Linked DNA regions of Mus musculus: region 2 is linked to region 1. Evidence: chromatin loops called from intact Hi-C (ENCODE). Cell type or tissue: heart. All regions are shown on one strand.

Region 1 (8,000 bases):
GGGAAAAAAAAGCTAGCAACTTTCAACTGGCTCTTTTTAAACCTGTGACTCTTACCACTTGGAGCTGCTCTAGAGGGTTCTGGCAGAGGACTTTCCAGAGCAGGAGGCCCACCTTTTACAGCAACCTTTTCCATACATTTTCTTTGTTTGTTTTGTTCTCTTTTGAGACAAAGATCTTACTATATAGCTCTGTGTAGACTATGCTGGCCTTGAACTCACAGAGATCTGGCTGCCTCTGCCTTGCAAGTGCTGGTATTAAAGGTGTCACCACTATGCCTGCTTTATTCCATACTTTTTTTTCTACTTCTGAGGTAAAAATAATGTGTTCTTTACGGCAGATCCAACGGTCCGTCTGAGACTGTTCTCTTCAGCAGTGTAGTTCAGAGTCACCAGGTTGCTTCACCCACAGGCAAGTACCAGCATCTTTTCCACTGAAGCCCTGTGCTGCTGCCCCTTTTAGACTTTATTTATATTCAAGTTTGCTCCCAGCAGGACAGGGAAGAAGCCACCAGTTGGATTTACTGGCTTATACCAATCACAATATTTTGCTGCTATGACCATCTTCATATTTCTTCAAATCCTTTAGCTTGTTACCTAAACTGTTACTATCCAGACTTCTCTTTAGACAAGTACCTGGTCGCATCCCTGTAAACACAGATACACGGATGGCAAACAGCTTTGAAAGTTAACCTGATTTTGGTATTAGAAATACACGAACCTATTGAATAGAATAATCTCTAGTTTCTTGAGGTTGTTTAAATTAAAAACATGCGTTTCTACAGTTGGGAAAACATGTATGGTAAGACATTTGAGGCCCATCAATCTCTCCCACCACATGAGCTAATGAGTTCCTTCTGTTTGCTTTGAATGAAACCACCATGAGTGGTTAGATGTTGATTTAACATAAAACAAATGGAAATGGGTGTTTCTTTGTCCTTTGTAGAATCTATTAAAAACAAAAACAATTAGCGAGTATGATGGGGAAGTCAATGATTTCGCCATTACTTAAATAATACTCTAAATTGAGTAGTTGCGCGCACTGGGTTGGAAGAAGGCTCCAGGTTTCTGGTGCTGCTCACATCTGTAGACGCTAACACCTCACTCACGGTTCTCTACTACCATCACACCTGTGTTGCTATAGATTGTGTTTTGAATAGTCGTGAAATATCAGGTACATTATGTTTTCTGGATGCTAGTAGGCTCTGTGGAGTGTATCCCATTACTGTTCCCTTCTAATGTCAGGGCTCTGGCTAACAGTTTCATCTTGAACATTTCAATTGACTTGATCGTTCTTGACAATTCTTTCGTATGGTATATGAAGAAGAAAGATTGAAATTCCTAAATATTTAAGACATCTTAAAGTAGATACATTGCTAGGTGTGTGTGTGTATGTGTGTGTGTAGATACATTGCTAGGTGTGTGTGTGTGTTAGCAAGTTAACATTCTTAGGGTGAAAACATTTTGAACCTTTGAGCTATAGAAAATACACACCCTATTGAATCAAGATTGGAAATTCTTATGGGTCATTTTATAGTCCCTAGAGTGTTAACTCACTTTTGGCAAGTTTTCCTGCTTTTAAGTGTGTGTGTGTGTGTGTGTGTGTGTGTGTGTGTGTGTGTGTGTGTGTGATGTTGTCTCCTTAGAAACATAGTGGAGAGTGACTCACTTTATGTCTTGGGCATCAAAGAGTATCAGACCTATGAAATGTAGACAGTGGTTTCTTTGAGAGATTCTTTCTGAGAGAATTAAATAAACGAGCCAACATATGGCCAGCTTAATTCAGGCAAAAATGTCTATTGATTACTCTCTAAGCTCACTAAATAAAAACTTCAGGCTAAGTTTTGCTTCCCCAAAGAAAATAGGATTAGACGGGTCTGTGCACTCACTGGGGCTTCCTGTGAATCAGGCCAGATGAATGAAAACCTTCAAAGCTGAACAAAAGAACTGGCTAAATTTTTTTGGCAAATGCAAATTATTAGTAGTTTGACATACTGTGTTTTACACTCACAAATAAAACATTATTTTAAAAAGAGGAGAATGTGATATTAACGCTCTTTGATGTCTGAAAAGCATTTGTCTGCCTTCTTTTCAGCTACTTTAAGTAGGCTGACTTAACTTTCCTAGGTGGACCAGTGCCTTGTATAGCTTTTGACTAGTAGAAAATCAAAGCACACTGTAATGTTTTGCACGAGCTCTGCAAAGGTGTGTATTTCCCAGGCTATTTTAACTCTGCATGGATGGTATTTGAACTGATGTATCTAAGAAACTCCAAGTGAAGAGTGTCTTTCCTTTAAGACACAGAGACTCTTGGATGGGGACCCCCCAACAGAACCCTTCATCCAGTAGAGGAAACGGGGTCACAGGAGAATCTCTTTCTAATCTGAGATGCTAATGTGTCAGTGATTTGGATATATGCACATTTAACTTCGGGGGTTTCTCCAGTCAAGAACGCATTTGACCAGTATTTGAATGATTTTAGTGCTGCAAACATTTGGCTTTGTGACAAAATGCAAATGCTAATTGATATTCAGAATCTTCGAGTCTTCGGAGCAATCTCCTGTTGACATTTTAATAACATTGTTTGGAATGATTTCCGAAGTGTGGTGACTGCAGCTTATCCGCAGTAAAAAAAAGTACATATTGTTTCTGAAAGCAAACAAGCTCAAGTTTCACCCACTTCTCCATAGGTCTCAAACCTGGGAGAATTAGCCTCTCGAAGACAAATGGCTGCATTCATTAGCTCACTCGGTAGTTCAGGAACACATTGAGAAACTGCATTCTGCTCAGAAATCTTATAATTAAAAAAAATTACAAATTTTATTTATTTATTTATTTGCCTCCTGGACAGCAGATGTTTACCTAGTTTTTAAACGTTTATTTATTTATTTATTTTCTCCTGGCATAATACTGTTGTAGTCTGGTCCTTTCAGCTTGTTTCTGTCGTTTGCTGACACTGTCAGCAGTGAGGGGCAGAGACAGGTTTCGAGAGGACGTGAGAGGTTTCAATATAAGGAAAAGAGGGAAGCAGACCTAAGCGGACGGTGACTGTTCTAGTAAGCAAAGCCTTGCAGTCTCCTTTCCCCTTTCCTTCCGTTGCATATCCTGGTGAGTTTAATCAAAAACAAACAGAACGCTCTTGTGAAATATAGTCAATAAAGTCAAAGTTTAGCTAGCTCTATGTAACTACAAAGAAAAACTCATCGCAATTAAAAAAAAAAATGTAACTTTCGTTAACGAGCGCGCCGGAAATCTCAGGTATCAAAGACGCCTTAGCCCTGGAGCGTCCCCTGCGCGCCGCCGCCGGACGGAGGCAGCCGCGGCGAACAGACCTCCTTTCTCCTGCGAGCAGTCACACAAAAGGAGGGCTGCGGAAACTAAAAGTTTCGGGGCCTCCGGCTCGGGGCACGCGGAGCAGAGAAAACCTGGAGACGGGGTGGGTAAAACAAGCATCCAGAGCGCCTGGGCGCAGTCCTAGCTAGGAGGGAGCTCCTGGGCCTGGAGGGGAAGAGGGACAGGGAGCGGGGTCTCAAGCTGCAGGCCCCAAGCCCGGCCCCCGGTGGCCGGAACGCGATCTCTCCCGGATCCCCTCCTGCACCGGGATCCCAAAATAAAAGCGATGTTTGGAAAGTGCGTGTGTGCGCCCGGGCTGCAGAGCGTGCAGCGGGCGCGCAGTGAGTGGAGTTCGGGGGAGGGGAGGGGGCGGGGTGCAGAGGGTGAATGCTGGATAAGGAACCCCCGGACCTGGCTGGGGGTGTTTGGGGAAGGTACGCCAGACGACTGCTAGGGGGAGGAGAGGGGAGGGGCGCGAGCCTGCGCGGGCGCCTCTGGGGCGCGTTCCGCGGCCGTGCGCGCGTCCCCCGCCGCCACCGCCACCGCCACCAGCGCCTCCCGGAAAGCCCTGCGGCCGCCCCACCGGGCCGAGCCCCGGCCGGCCAGTTTTGGGGCGGCTGCTCGGCCGTCGCCACCGCCACCCGAAAGGCTAGATCGCTTGTAAGTGTGTCCCCTTTGCTCCTCCTCCTCCTGCTCCTTCCCTGCGCTCGGGCGCCCCGCTGCCGCAGCTGCTCCAATGGAGTGGAAAATGGCCATTGGGCGCAATGAGTTCTAGATTATCTGCTCCGCGTTTTGTACTCAGCTGCCTCTCTTCTTTGGAGTTTGCACAAGCCTCTTGGCTGGCAAACGAGGGAGGGAGAGACGGATGCTGCGCCGCGGTCCGCGCTCATATGTTTATATGATTAGCAGTCCTGGGCTGAGGGGGCTGGGGGTGGGGACTGACGACGACGAGGAGGAGGAGGAGGCAGGAGGTGACTCCAGTTCAGCCCTAGCTGAGTCCGTGTCAGGACTTCGGGCTCCCCGCCTCTCGCTCCCTGCTCTCCCTGCTCTTCTCTAGCTCTCACTCTCTCCCGGCTCACACACGCTCACACACACTCGCACTCACAGGCACACACACTTGCACACACACACACACACACGCGCGCGCGCACCCGCACGCAGAGGTGCCCGAGCGCCATCGGGAGCTTACCGGAGGATTCTTAGCGATTGTTGAGGGGACCGGCCTCCCTCCGCGGCTGTGCAGCGGCGCTGCTCCTCCTCGCTCCTCCCGTCGCTCTCCCCGAACCCGAGTTCCTCACCTCCTGCATCCGCCGGGCGCCCCCTCTCCCGCCCCCCAGCCCGGGAGACCCGACATGTGAGGAAGGGCTGGCGGCAGAGTCGTGCCCCAGGCCGCAGGGGCGGCGCGTGCGCCGGATGCAGGTCCTGCCGCCGCTGCCCGCGCGCACCGGGCTCCTCCGGACTGACTGACGGACTTGGCCTCGCTCCCCGGCGGCCGTACTCCCGCCGCGGCTAGGGGACTCCGGAGTCGGCGCACCTCCGCCAGCCTTGCTCTCTCATCCCCCGCATCTTTTGGTTTTGATTTTTGATTTTTTTTTCCGGCTCCGGAGGGAGCGTGCAGCGGTAGGCGCGCGCGTGTGTGGGCAAAGCCCCCAGGGTCGCGGAACGGCGTGTGGGAAACTGCGGGAAGATGTTGACTTAGCCCCCCGGCAGCCGCCCGGGCCGCTGGGCTGCTTGGCTGGACTCGGCGGCTGACGGCGGTGGAGACTCGAGTCGGAGGACACGCCGAAGAGCCGCGCGGCGCCGTGTCCGGCCCGCCAGCCGCCGCCTCCCCGCGCGCGCTCAGCCAGCAGGAGCACCCCGCGCCGGTCGCCTCGGCCCTTCCTTCGCGCCCGTGTCCCCGCGCGGCTCCCCGCGCCAGATTGGCCCTCCCCCGGGGCGCGCTCGCACACCGAGGTAAGCGCCAACAATGTGCCTGTGTGTTGGCTTCGGAGACCTGTTTGCTGGGCACCTCCCGATGGGGCTGACGGTTCGGAGGTTGGCCGTGTCGCGGGGACAGACCCGCGCTGGCCACTCGTGCGCAACCCTTCCCGCCGACATCGATCCGCAGAACTCTGTGCGGTGCAGCCGGCTAGCCGGGCCGCGTGCGGCTATTGTCACGCTCTCGGGAATCAGGCTGGCTGCTGGGGACCGAGAAGGCGGGAGCTCAGGTCTGCGACCCAGCTCCAGACTAACCCTGCTTTTTATTTTAAAGGTGGTGGTGGTGGGGGGGCGATTCTTAAAAATCTTAATAGGGACCGGAAGGTGCCCTTGGTCCTTCACGCAGTAGAGCTGGGGATGGGACTGTCCAGTGCGTACTCGAGGTTGTCCCGCTCCAGGTGTTGGGCCCCTGGCTTGGCGGGGACTAGTCCCTGGGTTGTGGCTGAGAGCGAGTCCCTGGGAAGGGGGCAGTGGGGGAGGGCTTGGATGAGTTGTTGCGGGCCGTCGTTTCTTGTTGGTCAGGTAGTGCTGAGAGGCGAGGTTGAGAGCAAAACACAGCCAGATGTGGCCGCGCGGGTTCAGAGGCTGGCCTCGATCAGGGGCGGTGGGCTGCCGGGGCCAGGGGAGCGGGGCGCAGAGCCCGAGGGTGGCGGGGCCCTGGGACTAGGCGGGCCAGAGCTAGGGCAGAGAAGCTCCCGGACCCGCAGTGAGAGGGCAGCAGCGGGCCGCGCTGGGCCTGCAGCAGAAGTTAAGGGGCGTGGGCTCCGGGCTGCCTTTGGGGTGGGGATTCTGCTGGGTCTGGCGCGAGCCTCAGGTTGAAAGCAACCGGGAGAAGGAGTCGTGGGAGGAGCGCGAGGCTAGGGGGACCTTTGGGGTCGCGGGCGTGGGCTTCTGGATCCGAGACTCCGCCACACGGACGGGGGAGATCCTCAGCGAGAAGGAGTCCCTAGTATGCGGGACTCTTGCACTTGGGACCAGCAAAGTTTTTTCCTTTCGTTGAACTGCAGGGTTTGGGTTAGAAGAAAGGGCTGGAGGCCTTAGCGAGTGCGGGACTGTCTGCGAGCAGAGGCCGAGGCTCGTGCGTGTGCCTGGGTGTTTTGGAGCCCTCGGTCCAGCCTGTCCTCTAAAAGCAGCGTCCTGCGCTGCCCAGCATAGCCCTTCCCTGGCGTGCGGGGACTCCTCCTCCTCCCTCCTTTCCTCTTTTCTCCCTTTCCCCCTTTCCTGGCCCCTTCATTCCGTTCCTCCAGATACAAACCGTGCTTTCTCAGACTCAGACGGAGGAAATGTTTTCCTCCTGCTTCACGAAAGGTGTCAGGCTGCTTAGCTTCTCCATGCAGCCTGGGCGCGCCTGAGCCTCAGCACCAACCAGATGGTTGCTGTTACAAAGACCAGGTTTCCAGGTTTCCAAGGAGCTCCCCCCCTCCCCGTGCACCCCCCCACTTGCCCCGCTGCTTTATCTTCTGCATTTTCCCGGCGCTAGTTCCCTTTGCTGGCTCCCCATCTCCAGAGGTGTCGCGTTCCCAGCAGTTGGTTCATTCATTTCTCCCTCTGCAGTCTAAGTCTTGAGCCTGCCCCTCCAAATTGACGCTGCATACCTCTAGCTCTAACCTTGAAGGAAGGCACGCCCGTTTGCAATGATTGCCTGCTGGGAGTTCCCTTGCAAAGTCAGGGTCCATGGCGGGTAACCTTAAGAAGCAGGCGCTAAAGAGGTACTAATTCGTCCACAGAAATACAGAAGTTTTTTGGGGGTGACCGTGACAGCATCAAGGTTGGATAGAACTGTCTCGAGCCTAGCCAAAGGTAACTATAAATGTAGTGTCCTTTGATGCTTACTGAATATCCTTAGAGACTCCTAAGAAAATCTGCTTAAGTTCGGTTGTGTTTTCGAACTTTGTCTTACCTCCCTGCACCGTCCAGTAAACTGGTGCGTGATGGAATCCCCAGAAACGCATGCTCTGTTGTTGAGTTCCTTCAGACAGCTCGCATCTCCCCTTTTGTTGCTCCGCTGTAAAAGAGGTGCCATTTCACAAGCTGCACAAATTGTTTGAATTAATGCAAGTGTGAATTCTTACCGTTTGAAGGGGGCGATTAGCATATCAAAGGTTTCTTAGCTTCAGCTCAATTGAGAAAACTGCAGCCTGTCTTCCTTTTTGCTTCCAAGCCGAGGCCCAAAGGGCAATGGGAATTGTAAAGGGTGCAAACTGGAAGGAGGGATCAGGCTGTGCGGCCGAACTTTGACTGTTCTGTAATTATGTGAACCAAAAACCTTTGTCTGTTGCTCTGGATCCCTTGCAGATGGCAAGACAATTATTTTCTATTGATAAATGGTTTGTTCCTAGGAAAACGGTGACCTTTTGTTTTAGGATAGTCTCTGTTGCCTATCTTTTGGGGTGCCCTTCGTGGAACACTGAGAAAGCCTCGCTGTGTAACCTAACGTTTTTCTCTAAAACCTGACGCACTTTGCTCTATTATAATTAGAAGGGCGTTCAATTAGCCTACACAACAATAGCTATTCTGTGATAAGACTCTCATTGCTACACATTGGAAACTTTATTTTTTTTAAATATACTTGCTAAATTAATAGGGAAGAAAAAGGAAGTAGATCTTGTTGAAAATTAAAAGCCCACGTGAGCTTTATTAACAGAACTTCTGAAAGGAGTATCAGTTTGGAAAACATTTCTAAGTGCCAGACT
Region 2 (8,000 bases), 120 kb before region 1:
TCTCCAGCCTTGAACAGAAATGACCAAATCACTCTGTGCACACTGGCTTGCTATTTTTCCGTTTCCCTTTTAATCTTACATTTAATTCCAGAAATAATAGGTGATTTTTTTTTTTTTTTTGGCTTCTTCGAGACAGAGTTTCTCTGTGTTGCCCTGGCTGTCTTCAAACTTACTCTGTAAACCAGGCTGGCCTCAATCTCAGAAATCTGCCTGCCTCTGCCTCCCAAGTGCTGGGATTAAAGGCGTGTGCCACCACTGCCCCAGATGGTCACATTATTGTAAAAGGATAGAATCATATAGAACACAATAAAAATGAAAACCTATTCTTGCTTCCATTTCACAGCACAACATCATTGGATACCTGTGGATAACACTAGACTTTGTAGACAACTGAAAAGTATATAAACTATATAATTATAGTACATTATTTCATCTCATACATAGAACTTCACTAATAACAATAAACAACTTAGTTTTCATCCTGATGTGCTCTTGACCCATGGGTCTCATTATTTTCCTTCCAACACCATGTTCTCCTTCTTCCCTATCACTCCACGGGCAGCCGTGGGCAATAGAGCTTGGTTTTGCTGTGGTCTTGTTACTTCACGTCCTCGTTTCCATCCAGTCCTTTCTCTATTGCAAATTTGTTAGTGACAATGAATTACTTGTCTTGAGTAGATACTTCAGTCTGGGTTTTATTGACTCTTTTCGCTTGGTGTTGTCCAATGCTTTTCTCCGTTCTCTGTAACTACTAGAAATTAATAGTGTGAGGAGACTTAGCCGGATAATTCTGTTAGAGGCTTACTCATTCCAACTCAATGCCAAATGTAAAGATGGATGGATGAATGACCATGTATGTATGTATGTATGTATTTGAGATTAAAAATGTTTGTGTGTGTGTGTGTGTGTATAGGTGTGTGCACATGTGTGTGCATGTGTGTCCATACATGTATATGCATGAGAGTGCGTAAGAGTGCAGATATACACTTGCCATAGCACACATGTGATAGTCAGGGGGCAACCTTGGGAGTAGATTCTGGGTGTCTAGCTTGTTTGAAGCAGGATTCCTTTGTTGTTTTCTGCTGCGCGTGACAGGCTAGCTGGCCTTCAAGAGTCTGGGGATCTTCCTGTCCCTGCCATCGGAAACAGAAGCACAAGTGCTGCTACTACACAAGCTTGATGTAAATTCTGGAGATTTGAACTCAAGTCATGCTTAGACATCAGGTCGTTGTTTGCTTAGCAGCTCCTCAGCCCACTTCACTGCCAATCAGATCCTCTTCGTCAAGATGCCCGTCTCACAACTGGTCTCCCTTTGTAATCTAGTGTATCTTAAAGATCCCTCCACCTCATCGGGTGCATCAAGGATTACTTTGAGTTCTTGCACAGAAAAACAAGCATTCTGTGTTTCTTCCACTTTTGAGCATTTCGGTTGCCGTCATCTTTGCTAACAGTGCTACATCAAAACCTTATGTGGAGACCTTTTTGCTTATTGGTGAAAGTTTATAGAATAGCAAGTCTTCCAGACACCCCCCCTTTTGTTAGGACTCTATCAAGAGGCGTGACAAAGAGGAAAATTCGTTTGCTGGTGGAGCCATTAGACAATCTTTTTGTTTCAAACACATAGCTTCCTCACACAGAAAAGGGACAGAGGTTACAGCCACGGTGTCCAAAATGGGAAGTGACCTACCACAGGAGACACCAAACACCTCCCGGAACATTGGGGTGAAGAGGGGAGTTACTTTTAATTCATAATTATTGAAGCATTTCATTTGCAACATTGGGAGGGAAGTGTGTGCAAAGAATTTGTTAATATGTGTCAGGAGACTCAAAATACTTACTCAGTAAAGCTGTTTTGCGGGAGAGATATATTTATCACAGAGCGTGTTTTCTCTCTGTTAAACTAACCATCTGCTAAATGTTTCCACCTGAGTGACATGTCCTTACCTTAAACTCAGCCTGTAACCGTGCAGTCACCCTCCGTCCCCTCAAGGTCCAACTTCTTTCCTTGGTTTTTGGAGTAACATTAATGACATCAGCTGTGTTCCCACTCACCCAGCCTCAAACCTTGACTCACGTGCTGGCTTCACTGTCCACGGTGAGCTGGATGAAGGCTTTACATCTGTCTGCCTCTTTCCTTCTCCACCCCCACTTTGTGTTCTGGGGTTCATATAATGACGGCTGCAGTAAAAGTCTAATTGGTCTCCACTCACTACCGGCCCTTTTAAGCTGAGCCTTTTTAACAGATGAATCTTTCTTAAGTCCCGGCTCTGACCAGACCTCGGGCCTGTTGTAACCTCGAGTGTCCCAGTGAACTAACTACAAATGTCAGAGCTTCTGCGTATGGAGGACTTTCAAGGTTCGCTCACGGCTCCTTCCCCTCCCCCCTCCTTTTCTGTGCTAGTATTAGTTCAACAGTGTCCTTCCTTGGAGCCTGACTTAGGGTGAGGCAGGTGATAGGTGTTATTTGATTCTCAACACACTCTGGGGTAGCCATGTGATAATGAGGGAGGCTCTAGAACCAGAAAGTCTGGATTCTTTCCAATCCCTATCTTATCAACCTTGTGACAAGTGACTCAGCAGGTGGGTCTGTCCGCCTCTCCTGCATCCGTCTCTTAACATCTGTGGTTGCTCAATAAGTGCCTCTCTGCTCGTTTCCTTATTTTGAATATCATTCTTACCCTTGCCATTTCCAAGCAAGGGACACAGGCTCTGAGGTTACATCGGGTGTCCCTGTTCCCGGAGCTAATGAGTGGCCAACCAAGAATTCAACCCACAGGTCTGAGTACACAGCCCTTGCTTGTTGGAGGAGACCGTCACTGTGTCTGGTTTCCAGGCTCGTCTCACCTATTCTCCGTTCCCCTGGACTCCAAATTAGAGTCCAGGCTGGCTACCCACGGTTGCCCCAAGTGCCTCCCGGTCTTTCCTTGTTTCCTTCCTTTCTTATGTCTCACCTCGCCTCTGAAAACAGTTCATTCCTCTCCGTCCTCCTCAGCAGTGATCTCAGCTGCCTGAAATTCTCATGGAGGTAAAAGGTCGCCTTCTGCGTGACCCCAGTCTTGACCTTTCCTTCTCTTCTTCCATGAAAGGGCAACTGTCATCTGCTTCTGCCTGAATGGACATGTCCTTAGTGCTTCTTGTCACACGTGGGCCACCTCTTGTGCACATAACTGCATCTACTGCAGGAATCAAGATACTGTGTGGAAGTTCCCCGACCCCCACCTGAGATTGCTCAGACTGTTTTCAGAGCTCAGAGAAGGTGACTCCTGGCTGCTGGACACAACTGGGAGAGGCTGAGTGGGTGGACCCTTGTCTTCACACACACCCACAGCCCTTCAAACAGAGTATCCCCTTTTCATTTCTTTTACACATTGAGAAAAATGTCGAAATGCATTCCCACAGTAAATGACAATTGTCTCTCTTTCACTGGGTCTCCAGTGTCTGGTGGGAAGGGAAATCGTCTGTCTTGAATATCTAGCTCAGGCAGGGCTGAGCAGCTACTTATCTGAGGCAGGTCTATGGAGGAAGGATGCAATATTCAGCATTTAAATTATCCTGTCTCAAACATTTGATCAATTCTGCCCATTCCCCGACACAGGCACTCTCTACATTTTAAAGATATAAACAAACATAGACGGCTACCTCTCCGAACACAGGAAGTCTACGTTCACACAGACAATGGGTGACAGAAGTCAAGATCCTATCATCTGGCTCAGATTCTAAATTCGGATGGGCCGAAGTTCAGATGCCTGTCTGCTTCTCACGAGCTGTGTTATCTGGCAAGCTACTGGGTCTTTCTGACTCCTGTACTAAGAGGCACTGTTGTACCTTTAAACACTACTAGTAGGATAACCCACTGCAGACCTGATGTCTGGCTTTCAGGCATCGTTAGCCATTGTTTCCACTGTATAGCTCGATCTATTACAACATTTTTGAACGAGCTCTGGGCATCCTAACCCCTGAATCCTCTTCTGCCACAGGGATTGCAAAGCAGCCTGCTGGGATCTGGGCCACTCAGCCTATGTAATTTTAAACTGTTCAGAGAGTTACACATGTTTATTAGGGAGGGAGCGCTAACATAAACCAGGGACCCAGCCTGGTTTTATTGCACAGGGCTGTGGTTTGAGAGTCTGTGGCCCTGAAGAACTTGTAGGTCGAAACCCAGTCCCCCGTGTGACCATTACCTTTGAGAAGGCAATTAAGTCAGAGAGTAAGGCCCTCAAGAAAGGCATTATTGCCTTTATAAAAGAGCCACAAGTGTTTGTTTGTCCCTTTGTCTGTATGAGGACGCCGGAAGCACACGTCTCTAAAGAGCAGCGTGAATCTTCCTCAGACACCAAGCCTGTCAGCACTTTCATCTTGGATTTCCCAATCTCAACTACTATGAAAAATAAATGGCTGCTGTTTATAAGCTTATAAGCTGCACAGTCTAAGGCATTTTGTTATAGCAGCTCAAACAGACTGAGGCTTAGGGCATATGATAATCTAATGGACCTGTCCAGCTACAACATCATCTGAGATGCTCCATTTCGGCTCACTCATCTCTGGGCACCAGGCTCCCAGCTCTCACGTCTGCCAGATCTGAGTCAGTTTAAGGAAGTCTGTGTGTGTGTGCGACCAGGGAAAGCATTGCCTGTAGGAAAATCTCACATACATTCTGCATGCGTTCATAGGTAACCACAATGGGATATCTCTGTTTCAGTACTTTCTTAGGTAATGTGGGGAAAAAATGTCTTATGAATAAGGCCAAAAATCATGGGCTATCCCCAAAATATTTAATGCTTCAAAACTGCAAGGTTAAATAAAACCTATAATAATCATTATATCTTCTGTAGCTGTGTTACGACATTATTTTCAATAATAGATTGGTTCTTACTTGGCTGATTATTTGGTCCTTATGTTACTGCTTCTAGGATAGTTCAGTGGCTCACAATGCACAGAAGCAAAAATAACAGCAAGTGAAGAGGCACGTTGAGTCCTGAGAGAGGCTGCTGACAGGAACACTCTTACTCAGTGTGACTACAGACCAGAGTCTAGTCTTTAGTATTTATCCATGTCTTATTATCTGTTGGTGTATAAAATAATGCCCTTTAAATTTCTCTGCTGATATGCAGCTCATGGAATCAATGCATCCTAGCATATTGTGTGTCCACACACATGTAGTGTGTATGCTTACATGTATGTGGGGTATGTGTATGTGAACATATATAGACAGGCCAGAGTTTGACTTTGGGTGTTTTGTTCCATCACCTTTTACCTTATTTTTAAGGACACTCTCTCTGCACCTGAAGGTTACTGATTTTGCCAGGCTGGTGGTCAGTGAGGTCTCTGTCCCTAGCACCTGCACTAGGACTATAATTTATACCACTACACAGGGCTTTCATATGACTTCTGGGGGTCCAAACTCGAGCCCTCATGATTGCATAGAAGAAATTTTGCCAGCAGAGCCTGCAGGACCCTGAGGTCCCTCTAGTGAGATTTTTGAGAATTCAACAATGATTCTTTGTTTCACTTATCCCCAATATAGCCCACGATAAAAGCAATGGAAATGAAAAATGAACTCAGAAAAGAATGATTATGTAGGGATTTGTTAGTAGTTGCGCTCTCCTGATAAATTCTAGATTCTGTTCTTACTCGAGAACCCAGCCAAGATAACTGGTTGTTTTCAGTCTTCATAGTAAGGATGCTGACTTAAACCCTGGACCACAGGATGTGCAGGTCTATGCAGAGCGCCCGCCGTATCACCAAACGTCTCCTCCTAAGTATCACTTCCTGAGGACCTCGTGGCTTGTAAATGGCATCACAGTTTTCCTCCCTTACCTGTCAGTGGGTCACACTGATTCTCTGCTTTCTAATTGAATGCCCTGAAACCGAATTTATCATATTAGAATGTGTAAAACGTACTCCTCAATGGCTCCTTTTGAGTATTAACCAATGAGCTGTGAAATCAGTACTTATCAGAAAAAGCAGAGTGTCACGTCTAATGATGTGTGGCTTAAGAAAACATGTTTTTAAAACAAGAGCCAGCCGGGCGTGGTGGCACACGCCTTTAATTCCAGGACTCGGGAGGCAGAGGCAGGTGGATTTCTGAGTTCAAGGACAGCCTGGTCTACAAAATGAGTTCCAGGACAGCCAGGGCTATAATTTCATTAATTCCTTTCCTACCTCCAACCTCTCCCCTGCTTCTTCTTATGCTCTCTTTCAAACCAATGGTCCCTTTATCTTTAATTGTTGTTCTTGGTGGTGGTGGTACTGAGTGTGTGTGTGTCTGTGTCTGTGTCTGTGTCTGTGTGTGTGTGTGTGTGTGTCTGTGTGTCTGTGTCTGTGTGTGTGTGTGTGTGTGTGTGTGTGTGTGTGTGTGTGTGTGCTCGTTTCTAAATACACAGTACAATCTGTCTCTTTTCAGCACTGACCATTTAATATTGGAGTGGATCCCACAATTCTACATTTGATCAGTTAGGGTTTTCCACAGTGGTCTCTCTTGTTGCAGAGACGGTTCTTTGATGGCAGATGACAGCTACAGTTCTGTGTTTAAGAACAAATGTTTAGACTGAAGTTGGGGGTTGTGCTGGCTTAGTGAAGTATCAGTTGTAGGCTCTTCTCCAACATCCCAATGGTTTCGCTAGCCCTGGGTAGTTGACTTGGTTTTCAACACCAGAAAAGTATTCCCTCCTGTTGAGCAGATCATAAGTCCAATTACAGAGCTGTTGGTTACCACCAAGGTATGCATGCCACTGCTGCACCCTCACGGTTATTGCACCATGATGGTCCTTGATGCTGCTCACAGGCATCATAGCTGCGTAGGCCTGTTTGCTGCCTCCCACCTTTGGAAGGTTGCATGGTACCTTCTGATACCATGGAAGCTCCTCCTTAGGGAGAAAGATGTGTATGGCCGACCGCAGGCAGGAGCTTTCTGGGTCCTGTGACTGCAGTGGTGTCTTTAGAAATGATGATTTTTACTTCTGCCTCTGGGTGGTAACCAAGAGCAACAGCTGTCACCTGTAAAGTTTGTGAAGTCCCTTAGGCAATGCTGAACAATTCAAAACAGTTTCTCTTGCCTGGTGGTAGGGTTTGTCTGTGGCTTGGAGGGATATTACCACCCTAGATGAGAACATGCTATTCAAACTATTTATCTGGGTAGTTAATAGTGTAACTCCTTATGACCTTTCCTGACATTCTTCCTTCTGTTTGCCTTCCCTCTATATTTATCTTCCCCCTTCTTCTCTAACTAGAGCCCCATTTCCCCTATTTCCCCCTTCAGAACACTTGTACTCTGCTACTCTATAGTCCCACCACTGCAAAGTCCCTTTCACTGTCCCGGAAGAATTTCCATTATTTCATTTTATACCATTATGTCAATACACAGATGCATATTGTCATACTGCAACCAACCTTTCCTCAGAGCAAGGCCCAGAACAGGGGTTCAGGATGGGAGGGGGGCGTCCACTGTCTGTCTCTTCCTTCACCTTTGCTGGACCTGAAGAGGAACAGCAGGATCTGGGACAAATGCTGTGGTTCTTGGTCTTCTTCTCTCTGGGTACCCAGCCTGTACCCCCCATACCGCTGGGAGTCAGGAACTAGAGTCGGGGGTTCACCCTATCCCTCGAGCAGTCAATGCCAGGCAGGAGAGGAGCCAGAGTCTGGGACTAGAGAACCAAGGGCTGACTGAGAGTGAGTGCTGAGAATACCAGAGGGGCTGGAGAGGAGAAAGCCTTCCTCAGGAGTCTTAGGTGCAGCTCTTTAGTTGAAGGTCTTCCTTGTGGCAATCCATAATGAAGCATGTCTTTGAGGCAATCCTTTGCTTGTACATCCCGGGGTTTTGTTTGTTTGTTTTGTTTTGTTTTGTTTTGTTTTGTTTTGTTTTCTGATGGTGGATATAAGTGCATACGTTTTATTCGGGGTGACCTGGGCGGATTAAATACCTTCTGTGGGAAGGAGTACTCAGAAAACAAAATGCTCAGAGCTGTCTAGATACCTCATTAGTGTGGAGAAGACCTCCAGGT

Evidence for each region. Peaks named below come from ENCODE experiments on the same cell type or tissue, not always from the same donor. Only the 100,000 strongest peaks of a DNase experiment are listed, where the experiment ranks them.
Region 2: it touches region 1 in a loop (2.2-fold over the local background); 2 of 42 quality-filtered maps call a loop at or near these places.

Annotation. Positions count from the first base shown.
Region 1 is chr3:148,985,873-148,993,872 of GRCm38, reverse strand. It overlaps a transcript of Adgrl2 not described here. Among named protein-coding and RNA genes, the nearest start is that of Gm30827, 9.0 kb to the left of the region's middle. In heart, CTCF peaks have their summits at 3,295 and 6,029; DNase peaks (open chromatin) are centred at 3,372, 3,602, 4,282, 6,062 and 1 weaker place; H3K4me3 peaks cover 5,550 bases; H3K27ac peaks cover 5,125 bases.
Region 2 is chr3:149,106,765-149,114,764 of GRCm38, reverse strand. No RefSeq gene overlaps it. Among named protein-coding and RNA genes, the nearest start is that of Gm30575, 32 kb to the right of the region's middle. In heart, no CTCF peak of the experiment used is centred here; a DNase peak (open chromatin) is centred at 3,034; H3K4me3 peaks cover 455 bases; H3K27ac peaks cover 991 bases; H3K27me3 peaks cover 1,210 bases.